2 separate regions of the Homo sapiens genome follow, and region 1 is linked to region 2. The links are chromatin loops, found by intact Hi-C in ENCODE. Cell type or tissue: dorsolateral prefrontal cortex. All regions are shown on one strand. Each heading gives the region's core, and the rest is flanking DNA. Links, peaks and the distances in the headings are about the cores only. Region 1 overlaps HNRNPF (heterogeneous nuclear ribonucleoprotein F). Region 2 has its middle 26 kb from the start of RASGEF1A.

What was found. Hi-C counts contacts between places; a loop is a spot of excess contacts. Peaks named below come from ENCODE experiments on the same cell type or tissue, not always from the same donor. Only the 100,000 strongest peaks of a DNase experiment are listed, where the experiment ranks them.
Region 1: a loop joins it to region 2, with 7 times the contacts of the local background. A loop is called at or near these places in 5 of 110 quality-filtered maps.

Annotation. Positions count from the first base shown.
Region 1 is chr10:43,388,151-43,394,376 of GRCh38, forward strand. All of the region lies in intron 3 of HNRNPF (heterogeneous nuclear ribonucleoprotein F), which reads right to left. Among named protein-coding and RNA genes, the nearest start is that of HNRNPF, 18 kb to the right of the region's middle. In dorsolateral prefrontal cortex, for the core only: CTCF peaks have their summits at 2,763 (motif pointing right) and 2,967; a DNase peak (open chromatin) is centred at 2,761; H3K27ac peaks cover 3,267 bases.
Region 2 is chr10:43,290,229-43,296,454 of GRCh38, forward strand. No RefSeq gene overlaps it. Among named protein-coding and RNA genes, the nearest start is that of RASGEF1A, 26 kb to the left of the region's middle. RefSeq lists enhancers at 3,469-3,970, 3,971-4,470. In dorsolateral prefrontal cortex, for the core only: a CTCF peak has its summit at 3,170 (motif pointing right); a DNase peak (open chromatin) is centred at 3,163.

The DNA of each region.
Region 1 (6,226 bases), core at 507-5,506, 98 kb after region 2:
TGCCTTGAACACAGAGAAATGTAAGTTTCAGTCAGTTTAGAGCAAGGGCATTTCCTTGTTATATTTATTCCACATATTTGTCATGATAATATGTGGCAGTTCACCTATAAGAGCTCCTGAGTTGTTCCTCCTAAACTATACGCCTTACATTTGGTAAAATAGTAAATTTAGTAAATCTGCTTGTCTATGGTAGGATACTTTTACTTTCATGAGTAAAAATAAGGGATGGGAACATAGCAGGCTGTTTTTAAACCACAACATAGGGTAAGATTTTCTAGTGTTCTCATCAGCAGTAATGTTGCCAGGATACAAGACAGCAATGGCTTCCACTGTCTATGGAGTTATGATTTTGCTCCTAAATTGTCAATTCAAACTAAATACCAGTCAAGTATGAGGCCAAACTGATGACATATACAGACAAGCAGACAAATTCACCAGCAGACTTAGTTATGTGCACTGCAAATAAATGGAGAAACCAGATCAGATGATTCACAGGTTCACATAAAATATAGCAGAATTGCTGCCTTGTGCTGAAGATCTGGAAGAGGGCATCGGGAAGAAAGGGCAATCGCAAGAGGGCTGAGAAATGCCCTTCCCACCAGGGTGGTACATGGCACCTGAAGTCCAAACTCAGAGTAAGGCCAACCACACACTGGAAGGCAGTCTTCTGAGAAAGAGGAGCAGCTGACCTAGACAGCAGGGTCTATAACATAGTCACAAGCAAGAAAAACACTGCAGTATCATGGGGCCAAAGACGTATTTTTATATGAACACTGTCAAGGGTGACGCTCAAAAAGAGCATAGGAGTATATGGAATTTTTTTTTTTTTTTTTTTTTTTGAGACAAGAGTCTCACTGTCGCCCAGGCTGGAGTGCAGTGGTGCTGTCTCGGCTCACTGCAACCTCCGCCTCCTGGGTTCACGAAATTCTCCTGTCTCAGCCTCCTGAGTAGCTGGGATTACATGCACCAGCCGCCACGCACGGCTAATTTTTTATACTTTTAGGAGATACGGGATTTCACCATGTTGGCGAGGTTGGTCTTGAACTCCTGACCTCAGGTGATCCGCCCACCTCAGCTGCCCAAAGTGCTGGAATTACTGGCGTGAGCCACCATGCACAGCTGGAAATCGAATGTTTCAAAGTGTCATTTTACATCAAGCATAATAGATATAGCTGGTGGCCTTTTCAAGAAATATGGGCTCATCATGTGGGGAAAAAAGCTCCATAAGAAAACCCCACAATTTAAAAAACAGACAAAAAGTAAAGGTAAGTGTAATTTAAGAAAAGGAAAAGCAAATTCATACTAAATAAATGCTCAACTGCACTAGCTTCAGGGAAAATTAGTAATTTTAAAGTTTGATGTAGCCATTGCAGATAATGACATATTATCATACAGTGCTTCATCATTTCAAATTGACAACGTCTAAAAGGATAATTGTGTAAATCTTTCAAATTTACCTGTGTCTACACCAGATTATAAAGATAACAAGATGTGTCTCCTCTCCCAATAACAAGCATAATGGCACAAATGAAACAGAACAGTATGTGATATCCTGAACACATCACCAAGACCAAACACTCGGCATTTACTCACGAACTGTGATTTGGAATGCAAGGGCTTTCAAAGTATACAGCCTAACTAAAAGATGTCACCCTTGCTAATGAGAGTGGAACATGGAAGCCTCTGGGAAGAGAGTCAAGGGGAGCCTAACCTGGATTGCTCATTGCCCACCTCAAATTATTGACTATGTACATAAACTCCATCAACTTTTATAAAATAATCCTGAACGGCAAATGATTGGGCATAAATAATCCTATCCCCAATTCTCAAACTGTGCTTTGGGTCTGCAACAAACCCTGGGGTTTAGCCTCCACCTTAGAAAGTAATGGTCTCCGCCTCCCCAGGGCCTTATCTAAATCCCCTGCATATGGCCACTGCAACATGCTGATCTGGCAGAGCAAGGTCACAGCAGATTCTTCCTCTCCTGTCCACGGAGGGAATTCTGTGCTAACAGTTCAGAAGCTCCTCCTTGGAGAGTCAGGGCAAGTTTGTATTGTGTCTCTTGGGATAATGGGTCTGGGACAGCTCAATTACAGGTGGGGGCTTCTTATGCAATTCCATTCCCAACACTGGGTCAGGCTAGGCACCGCCTGTCCTTTTGTCTTTGACCATACCCTGGTCTTGCTCCTCACTCATGAAAAGTATCTGAAGGCCTCCCTCGAGTTCTGTTCCTAGCCTTAGGTCCAGCCATCGTTCCGGGTAGGGGAGATGAAGCCATAATCCACTAACCATTTTCTCCTGGACTCCTACCTCCAATGATTTCACCATTCCCTGCAGGAAACCCCACCTAATCACATCCTACTCCCTCCACCACAACTGCTATCCCCCTCCTTTGTAGAGACCTTGGCTTCCTTATCCACACAGCCTCTTTCTCTCCTCATTCTTCATAATCCAGCTTAGAGCAAGTATCATTTTACATTCCTTCCTCACAATACATGGAATTCATTCAATGAACTTCTTAACTGTACGCGCCCAGTAAAACCAGAGCTCTGGAAGATTCCAAACAAATATCTGACTACTCCATGGATGTACTGAGTGGCTCAGCTGCACACAGCCAGGCGAAACGGTGCCTCTAAGCTACAATTTCTCAGCCTCAGGACTACTGACATTTTGGACCAGACAGTTCTTTGTGTTGTGGAGGCAGGCCCAGGCACTGTAGGATGTTTAGCTGCATCCCTGGTCTCTGCCCACTAGATGCCAGTAGCACCCTCCACCTCCAGTTCTGACAACCGAATGTCTCCAGACATTCCCAAATGTTCTCTGGTGGCTAATGCTGCCCCCAAGTTGTGAAATACTGTAGAAATCAGGGTGAGGCCAGGCACAGTGGCTCCCACCTATAATCCTAGCACTTTGGGAGGCCGAGGTGGGTGGGACCACTTGAGATCATGAGTTCCAATAGACAAAACCTCTGTCTCGACTAAAAATACAAAAAACTAGCCGGGCGTGATGGTGGGCACCTGTAGTCCCAGCTACTTGGGAGGCTGAGGCAGGAGCATCGCTTGAACCTGGGAGGCAGAGGTTGCAGTAAGCCAAGATCGCACCACTGCACTCCAGCCTGGGCGACAGTGCAAGACTCTGTCTCAAAAAAAAAAAAAAAATTACCTGGACGTGGTGGTGGGCGCCTGTAGTCCCAGCCACTACGGAGGCTGAGGCAAGAGAATCACCTGAACCCAGGAAGCGGAGTTTTCAGTGAGTGGAGATCGCACCATTGTACTCCAGCCCGGGTGACGGAGCGAGACTAACTCCAAAAAAAAACCCACCACACAAGAAAAAAAAAAGAAAATCAGAGTGAACAGCCATAGAGTAAGCGGGCCCTCAATATCGCCCACTGTCCTACCCCAGCACCCTGCTTGTCCAAAGCCCTTCAGATGTCTGGGGCAGCCTTACAGACTCTCACCTCCTCTCCAGCTGGTTGACATTACTCTTGGAAGTGGACTTTGTGAAGTCAAGTCAGAGTCCAGGAGTTTGTAAGCACGTAGTGGGCCCCTTACAGCGGACATCGTGAACAACAGCTCTGCTCTGGGTCCAACCTCACATACCCCGGAGCCATGCTTTCTTCTTTTTTTCCTTTTCCCCTTTCTCCACTGAGCCCTGTCTACTTGGTAATTAAACATGCTCAGTTCTACCCAATCATGTCATACCTCCCCTGTGCCAACTTTGCCTCTAGCTACTTGTTGATTTGTTCAGCAAAATCTTGTCAAAAGGCCTCTACTGTCACTTCCACTCCCCTCCATTAAAACTGCATGATCAAGGCCACGTGTGGTGGCTCACCGCCTGTAATCCCAGCACTTTAGGAGGTCAAGGAGGGTGGATAACCGGAGCCAGGAGTTCAAGACCAGCCTGACCAACATGGTGAAATCCCGCCTCTACCAAAAATACAAAAATTAGCCGAGCATAGTGGTGGACACCTAGGTTGAGCGCAGTGGCTCACGCCTGTAATCCCAGCACTTTGGGTGGCCAAGGCAGGCAGATCATTTGAGGTCAGGAGTTCCAGACCAGCCTAGCCAACATAGTGAAACCCTGTCTCTACTAAAAATACAGAAAAATTGGCCGGGCACAGTGCCTCACACCTGTAATCCCAGCACTTTGGGAGGCTGAGGCAGGTGGATCATGAGGTCAGGAGATCGAGACCATCCTGGCTAACATGGTGAAACCCCGTCTCTACTAAAAATACAAAAATTAGCCAGGCGTCGTGGCGGGCGCCAGTAATCCCAGCTACTCCAGACGCTGGGACAGGAGAATCGCTTGGACCTGGAAGGCAGAGGTTGCAGTGAGCTGAGATCGTGCCACTGCACTCCAGCCTAGGCGACAGAGACTCGTCTCAAAAACAAAAACAAACAAAAAAACTGCATGATCCTACTATACAGATCTCCATGGCAAGAAAAAGAGCAAATGTTTTTATCTTCATCTTACTTAACCATTCTTTCCTGGAAATCCTCTCCCTTTCACTCCTGTTGGCAATTACTGTTGGTTTTCCAGTTAATTCCTTAGACAGTCTCTGAGTCCTTCCTTAACCATTAACTGTAGGGAATCAGGCTTGGGCCCAAGTCCTCTTCTCAGTGGACTCACCTGCTCCCAGGGTCTCCATAATCATCTCCAGGGTCAGGAGATACACAAACCCCCAGTCTTCGGCTCCCTGAAGCCTAGACGGGTAGACACAACTCCACTCCACAGGTTCTCCTCTGTGCCACAACTAAACCTCACATTCTCTCTTCTGTCACACTCCAATAGCAACATGACTGCCCCTACCTGCACCCAGAGGCTCTAGAAGGAAACTGGAGTAATCCTTGACCTTCTCCCAAGCCCTCAAATCCAATCAACTCAACTCCCTTGGGTGATCCCATTCTCCACAGTATCCTCATCCCTAAATCCTATTCAACTCTTCCATTTCCTCAGCAATAAAGGTGCCTCACAGCTCTACCCTGTTCCTAACACGTTGAATGGCAGCCTATGAACTCAGTAATTCTTTTCTTTGTAATGGGAGTTATCAAATTGTCATTTTCTTTCTGTACCTCATATTGTTATTTCTCCTATTCTAATTCCTGTATGTACAAACAGCCAATTCCAGATTACCGATATATCTTTTAAATAAGTCCAAGCATAGGCCGGGCGCAGTGGCTCATGCCTGTAATCCTAGCACTTTGGGAGGCTGAGGCGGGCAGGTCACCTGAAGTCAGGAGTTCAAGACCAGCCTGACCAACATGGAGAAACTCCGTTTCTACTAAAAATACAAAATTAGCCAGGCGTGGTGGCGCATGCCTATAATCCCAGCTACTCAGGAAGGCTGAGGCAGGAGAATCGCTTGAACCTGGGAGGCAGAGGTTGCGGTGAGCCAATGTCGCGTCACTGCACTCCAGCCTAGGCAACAGGAGCAAAACTCCATCTCAAAAAAAAAAAAAAGTTTTCCAAGCACAGTGGCTAGGCCTTACTGCAATCCCATCTACGGCTCACGTGTACTTTTAAAACTCATTACTGTCCTGCATCCAAGTCCTCAGTGGTTTCCCACTGACCTCAGAACAAGGACCACAGGCCCAATGGGGTCCCTCAGGCCTTGCAACTTTTGCCTGCAACACTCTTCTACCTAAGCTCACATCACTTCCTTTTTTCTCCTGGAATGTGGCAAGCTCTCTGCCCCTTCAGGGATGTGACGCACATAGTTGACACTCATGGTTAATTCTCTCCCCAAATATACTCTGTTCAACCTTCTGTCTACCTAAATCCCACTAATCCTTAAGGTCTAAGCTCAAATACACCACCTTTCTCAAAGGTCTTCTCATTATCCAAATTAAGTCTCATGCTCTACACTAACCACAGCACTCTTGTGTTGTTAAAGGGGTCTTAAACCCACAATAGGAGCCTACTGGGGAGAAACTTGTGCCTGTTTTGTTGGCCACCATGACCCCATCCTCAGCACAGACTTGACCCAGCTGGTCCAAGATTAGCCAGGATTAACTGTTGCCCATGTGTAGGGGGGTCAACACCTTCCTCAAGAAGGCAGTGGCCTGGCTAGGCTGAAAAAGACATACAAGCAGCATAAAAAATAAAAACATTTCATAGAAGAATTACTTAAAATGCCTAATCTTTTACATGTCATAAGTGTTTTGCATCAGGAAATGTTTCAGAAGCAAAATTACTTCCTCTCTGAAGGCAAGGCGAAGAGACCATT
Region 2 (6,226 bases), core at 529-5,528:
GGAAGCAGGTGAGGCTCAGGGGTTTGCATGAGCGTTCCCAACCTGGGTAGTGCAACTTGGGCAGACGGTCAGGAGAAGAGAGAAAACACAGACAGATGATGTGGGGAAAGATGAAGTGGGTGAAGGAAATTAGTCTTCGTGGCCCAATATGTATGAGGAAAGCTTTGAAATCATAGGCATCATGGAAAAATGTATGGAAAAAATACAAATTATCAAAATGAGTGAGAAAACCCCAGTAGACTTAAGAACTACAGGGAAGGAAATGAACAAGAGAACACAAGGTTTATCGTAAAATGCAGTGTCATTTTTTCAGGCAATGTGACTTTCTACACTGTCTAGAAAATTGAACTAACAAACTATAAGAATAATTAGGACAAATTCAACTATGTGGCAAGATCTACACAAAGCCCTCCTAGCTATCAGCAATGATGAATTATAACATAGAAAAGAAAAATGTCATTCATGATAGCAACACTGTTACAGCACATAGAGGGGAAGCCCAACAAAAAATGAGCAGTACCAATGTGGAGAAGACTATAAAGTGTAGCATGTATTGCACGAATAGAGATATACTGTGTTCCTCAATGGAAGATTGAACATGGTACAAATGTCAGTTTTCCCCTAAATTAGTGTAGAATTTAAATTTGGCATCAATTACAATCAAACAGGATTTCCGCTATAAAACTGACAAGCCAATTAGAAATAGAAAATGTACAAAAAAAGACAAGTGTGAAAAAGAGAAGAATGCAGCAGAGATTCTCTGTGATACACAAAATATGCAATAAATGATTTTAATTGAAACAATATATAAAAATAAACATATAGCCAGCCTGGACAACATTGGAAGACCCCATCTCAGCCTAAAATAATAACAATAATAGAAATCATCTAGGTGTGGTGGTGTGCACACCTGTAGTCTGAGCTACTCAGGAGGCTGAGACAGGTGGATCGTTTGAGCCCAGGATTTTGAGGCTACAGTAAGCTATGATCACGCCACCACACTCCAGCCTGGGCAACAGAGTGAGACCACCTCTAAAAAAATTTAAAAAAATAATAATAAATAACATTTTAAAAAAGAATAAATATATAAAATACTCACTTTAAAAAAGAACAGTGTCCTGAAATAGGCCCATGCATTTAGTAACTTCCTATAAACTAAAAGAATGTGAAAATATAGGCTATTCAAAAAATGGTTCTGGGTTGACTCACTATATTTGTAACATAAGATAGAGAGCTATCTCACAACACTCAAACAATCCAGATGATGTATTAATCTAAACCATTGTAAGAAAATTATAAAACCTTCAACTCATAAAAAAAGAAAATTATAAAACTTAAAGAAAATATGCAAAAATATAAGTGAAGAAAATATAAAAGGATATATATTGAGGTAGAAAAGTCATTTCTTTTTTGAGATGGAGTCTTGCTCTGTCGCCCAAGCTGGAGTCCAGTGGCGCAATCTCAGCTCACTGAAACCTCCCGCTCCCGGGTGCAAGCGATTCTCCTGCCTCAGCCTCTCGAGTAGCTGGGACTACAGGTGTATGCCACCACCCCCGGCTAATTTTTGCATTTTTAGTAGAGACAGGGTTTCACTACGTTGGCCAGGCTGGTCTCGAACTCCTGACCTCAAGTGATCCACCCACCTTGGTTTCCCAAACTGCTGGAATTACAGGCGTGAACCACCACACCTGGCCAGCAGAAAAGTCATTCTTAAGACATGAATTATAAAAGCTACAAATGAAAGATTAATACATTTGACCACATCAAATTTAAAACAAAAATGTTCTATAGAATAAAAGACACTAGGCAAAGCAGGATAGCTCACACCTGTAATCCCAGCATTTAGGGAAGTTGAGGCAGGCAGATTGTTTGAGTCCAGGAGTTCAAGATCAGCCTGGGCAATATACCATCTCTACAAAAACTAGCAAAAAATAGCTGGGCATAGTGGCATGTGACTATAGTCCCAGCTACTCAGGAGGCTAAGGTGAGAAGATAGATTGAGCCCAGGAGGTTGAGGCAGCAGCGAACTATGATGGCACCACTGCACTCCAGCCTGGATGACAGAGAGAGTCCCTGTCTCAAAAACAAACATACAAAGACACTAATTGCAAACCTAAAAGGCAAGTTACAGTGTAGAGGAAACATTGGCCACAGCTATACCAGGAAAAACAATCCCTGATACACGATTAAGGAAAATTCAACAACTAAGTAGGGAGAGGACATAAACAAGCAAATCAAAGAAGAGGAAGCACAGGCAACTGGGATCCATGAAAACATGCGTAATCTCAAGACACAAGACACATTTTTCACTCGTCAGTTTGGCAAAAACTGTGAATTATGAAAATGTTTAGGATTGGTGGGGTGTAAATAGGTGCAGCATTTCTGGAGGGCAATTCGTCCATAGCTACTAATGTCCCCAGTGTCTAGCAACATGGAAAAGTGTAAATAAATGATCCCTATTCGGCAGTTTAGAAATGAGGTCGTCCTATATGCATTAATATGGATTACATTGCTAAGTGGAAAAAGCATGTCACAGAAGCTTGAATCCATGGGACACTTTTCATGTCATCCATTTGTGTTAACTCACAGATGAAGCTCAAATTACACAAAAGTGAATTAAGCAGAAGCCCTCAGGAGGGACGTACACTGGAGGGTTGCCCTGTCATCTCCAGGGAGGGCCCCAGGCTTGGTAGCGGAGAGCAGGTGGCCTCACGAGGACTGCTACTGCATTTGAATGATCTCCCTGCTTTAATTGACAGAACAGGTGTGTGTATTGTGCATACAACGGATTCCTGTGCTGTCTTCTCAGGTCACAGAATCCCAGGGAGACATAAGGAAGAGGCGAGGACTCAAATGCTCTGCCAATCATTGGGAGTAACTTGTCCCTAGGGCAGAAGAAAGAGCTGCCCTCTTCTGTCCCTAAAAACATGTTTCTCTTCCTTAATAATATCACGGGGTGGGGGGGAGCAGGGAGAGAGAGACTGAGCAAGAGGGAGGCGCCGGAGTCCCTTTCTGATTCTGAGACAGTAATGCCCAGGTTTTGCACACCATGCTGTCCACTTTGCCAGCAGGACTGGGTGGCATGGCACTTCTGATAGAACGTCTGCTGTCTTTCTCCAGATTCCATTCTGTGCCCTTCTGCGAGGTCGAAGCTGGTGCTTCCTTGATCATACCAGCAGGTGTCAGCAGAATGTTCTGGACACCATCCCAGACGCTGGCTTCTTCCTCGTGGTCCTTCAGTGGTTTGTTGGAAACACTGAGGGCTGGGGTCGTCCAGTCAGGTTCCAGGTGAAAGTGTGCAGAATCACCTGCCGCCCGCCCAGCTCCTGACTCTGAAGTGCTGAGAGTGAACACAGCTTCAGAACAGATGAAAGGCACTGCTTCTCTCCCATCAACTCCACACACCCAGTGATAACAGAAAAGGGCAGTCCAGTCTTCTAGTCACCCTTCGATGTGATGGGGCAGCTGCAACCCAATTTTAGATGCTCCGAGAGGTTAAATCAATTCCCCAGGGCACACAGCCATAAACGGCAAAGACAGGACTTGAAGTCGAGACTGTGGTTCTGAATAGTGCCCTGTCTACACTACATGACCAAGAGGGCATTTCTGGAGGGCTTGAGGTTGCGTGTGTCAACCCCTGTGAATCGCAGGGTGACCAGGAGCAAAAGGCTTGCCACAGCTGAGACCCCCCAGGGTCTTGCTCTGGGCCTTCCCCTCCCTGGACCAGAGCAGCCCCATCTATGAAAAGATCATGCTGTACTCTAGGGTATCTGAGAGCCCCCGAGCACCACGGCTCCATGACTAAGAAACTCCAGAAAAAAACTGTGAAGTGCGGCTTCACTTCTCTGCATCTGGACTCAGGATGCGCCTCGTCCAGCCTGAGGACCCTGGACTTCATGCCTGGCAAAAGGCTGTGCCACTGAGGTTTCCTGAAATAACACTGCCCAATTCGGGGACATGCCCTACAGTCCTCTGGATCCAGGGAACACCTGTGAGCAACAGCCTCTGGGCTTGGACAGCCGATCCTGCCCCTCATGTGGACGGCTGGCCCACTCCCCCAAAGTCCCCGATCCTAGAGGGAGAGACAGAAATGGGGAGGTCTGGGTCTGTCCAGCAACCAGGATAGGCACCTCCTTCTTGATCCTGGAGACAGGCTCAGGGGGTGAGCACAGAGGGGACTTCCCAGGGTCGAGAAACTGCTTCCGGTGAGGTGAGAATGGATAGATCACCTGAGGTCCTGTGGTTACCCCACCCACCCGACCTGTGGTCCCCCTACCTCCTGTGGTGACTCCACCCCTTCCTGCATCCACCCAGCTCCTCCTGTGGACACACCACATCCTCCTGGGGACATCTCATCCGCTCCTGGGGACACCTTACCCCCTCCTGGGATCCTCTCACCCCCTCCTGGGGTCATCTCACCCCCTCCTGGGGACATCTCACCCCCTGTGGTCACCCACCCCCTCCTGGGGTCACGGTCTCCCCACCCCCTCCTAGGGTCATCTCACCCCCTCCTGGAAACATTTCACCCCCCTGTGGTCACCCACCCCCTCCTGGGAACATCTCATCTCCTCTGAACACCTCACCCCCTCCTGGGGTCACCCACCCCCTCCTTTGGCCCTCCTTGCCACTTTCACTGACCTCTCAAGCCCGCAGCCTCTGTGTGGTCCCCTGAGCACCCCGAATCCCTGTACCTATAGGTAGAGCTGGACTCCAGGGCACTCTGGCTTCATCCCCTGCTGGGCTCAGCCCTGAGATCCCCCCGGAGGACTGCAGCAACCCTGAGTTGCTGCTTGCCTGGCCCCACAGCTCTGTGGAGCCGCTCCTCTCCTCCTCACAGGGCTCTGAGGAGGGACCTAAAAGGCGAGTGGACAGCCAGCCATGGAGGGTGCCACTTGCTGGGAGTCCCTGCCATCCCTCCCGGCTATTGGGGGCCTGCCTCCCCTGTTGACAGCAGGCTGGGGATGGGATGAGCTTTGGCAAGGAGGTCTGAGTGGCCATGGCCTGGGCACCCCCAGGAAGAGCTGAGGGGCCGGATTTTGGGCTCCCTTCACTCCTCACCTCCCACAAGCCTTGCAGGTCCCATTTGTGGCTTCTGCATCCTAAGGCCCCGGCTGAGGGGACTCGCAGTAGACGGTCCATGTGGGTAAGAAATAGTCCTCTGGGTCACAGTCTCTGAGATCTGGGCCCCTTCATTACAGCAGCACGTCTTAGCCTGAGTGGGCTGGTGTCAGACACAGCGAGTGGCGGTAAGTGTGGGCCCCTCACCATCTCCCCTTCAGGGATGAAGAGGGCCTTGTGCCAGCAAAGTGAGTAAGAAAGAGCAGTCCCTCAAGAGGAGAGCAGGGAAGGGCAAGGGATGGCCGGGCCGAGGGCAGTGGCTGGGAGCCACCGAATGGAAAGGGGCGGGCAGTGGAGGGGGCGGTCATGAGGCTGGGAGCTGTGCCAGTGTCCAGCAGGCCGCACCCCTCCGCCTCCTCTCACCCCTCACAGGAAGGTGTTAATCCATACATCCGGAGACCCAGAGAAACCAAGTAACATTGCATTCCTGGCTGTGTTTCTTTTTTATTTTCTGTTTTGGGGATTTTGTTTTTGGAGTTTTTTTGAGACAGGATCTTGCTCTGTTACCCAGGCTGGAGTGCAGTGATATGAACATGGCTCACTGCAGCCTTGAACCCTGGCCTCAAGCAATCCTCTTGCCCTCAGCCTCTCAAATAGCTAGGACTACAGGAGCACATCAATACACCCAGCTAACTAGTATTTTGTGTACAGCTGGGTCTCACTGTGTTGCCCAGGCTGGTCTAGATCTCCTGGTGTCAAACAATCCTCCCACCTCAGCCTCCCGAAGTGCTAAGATTATAGGTGTGAGCCACCACGCCAGGCCTGTGTTTCAGTGCAAAATAATATCATTACATATCTTTCAAATCTCTCCAGAATGATGAACTTTTGCAGGTGCCTCATTTGATGAGGTCAAGGATCCCATCTTAGATATGCAGGCAGAGGCCATGCCAGCTAGTACAAGCCTAAGGCATGTAGAGGTAGACGGCATGGCCGAGGGATCATAGACTGGGTGCACTGGTCAGGAGTGGGTGAAGTAGGTAGAGCCTATGGGGGGGAGGGCGCAGCCACATAGAGAAGTCCTGTGTCCCCACTCCTGCCCCAGGCTCCTCCACAGGTGTCCCAGCAATGGGCAGGTTGGTAAGAGTCAGGCTGGGCTTTTTACGAGGAG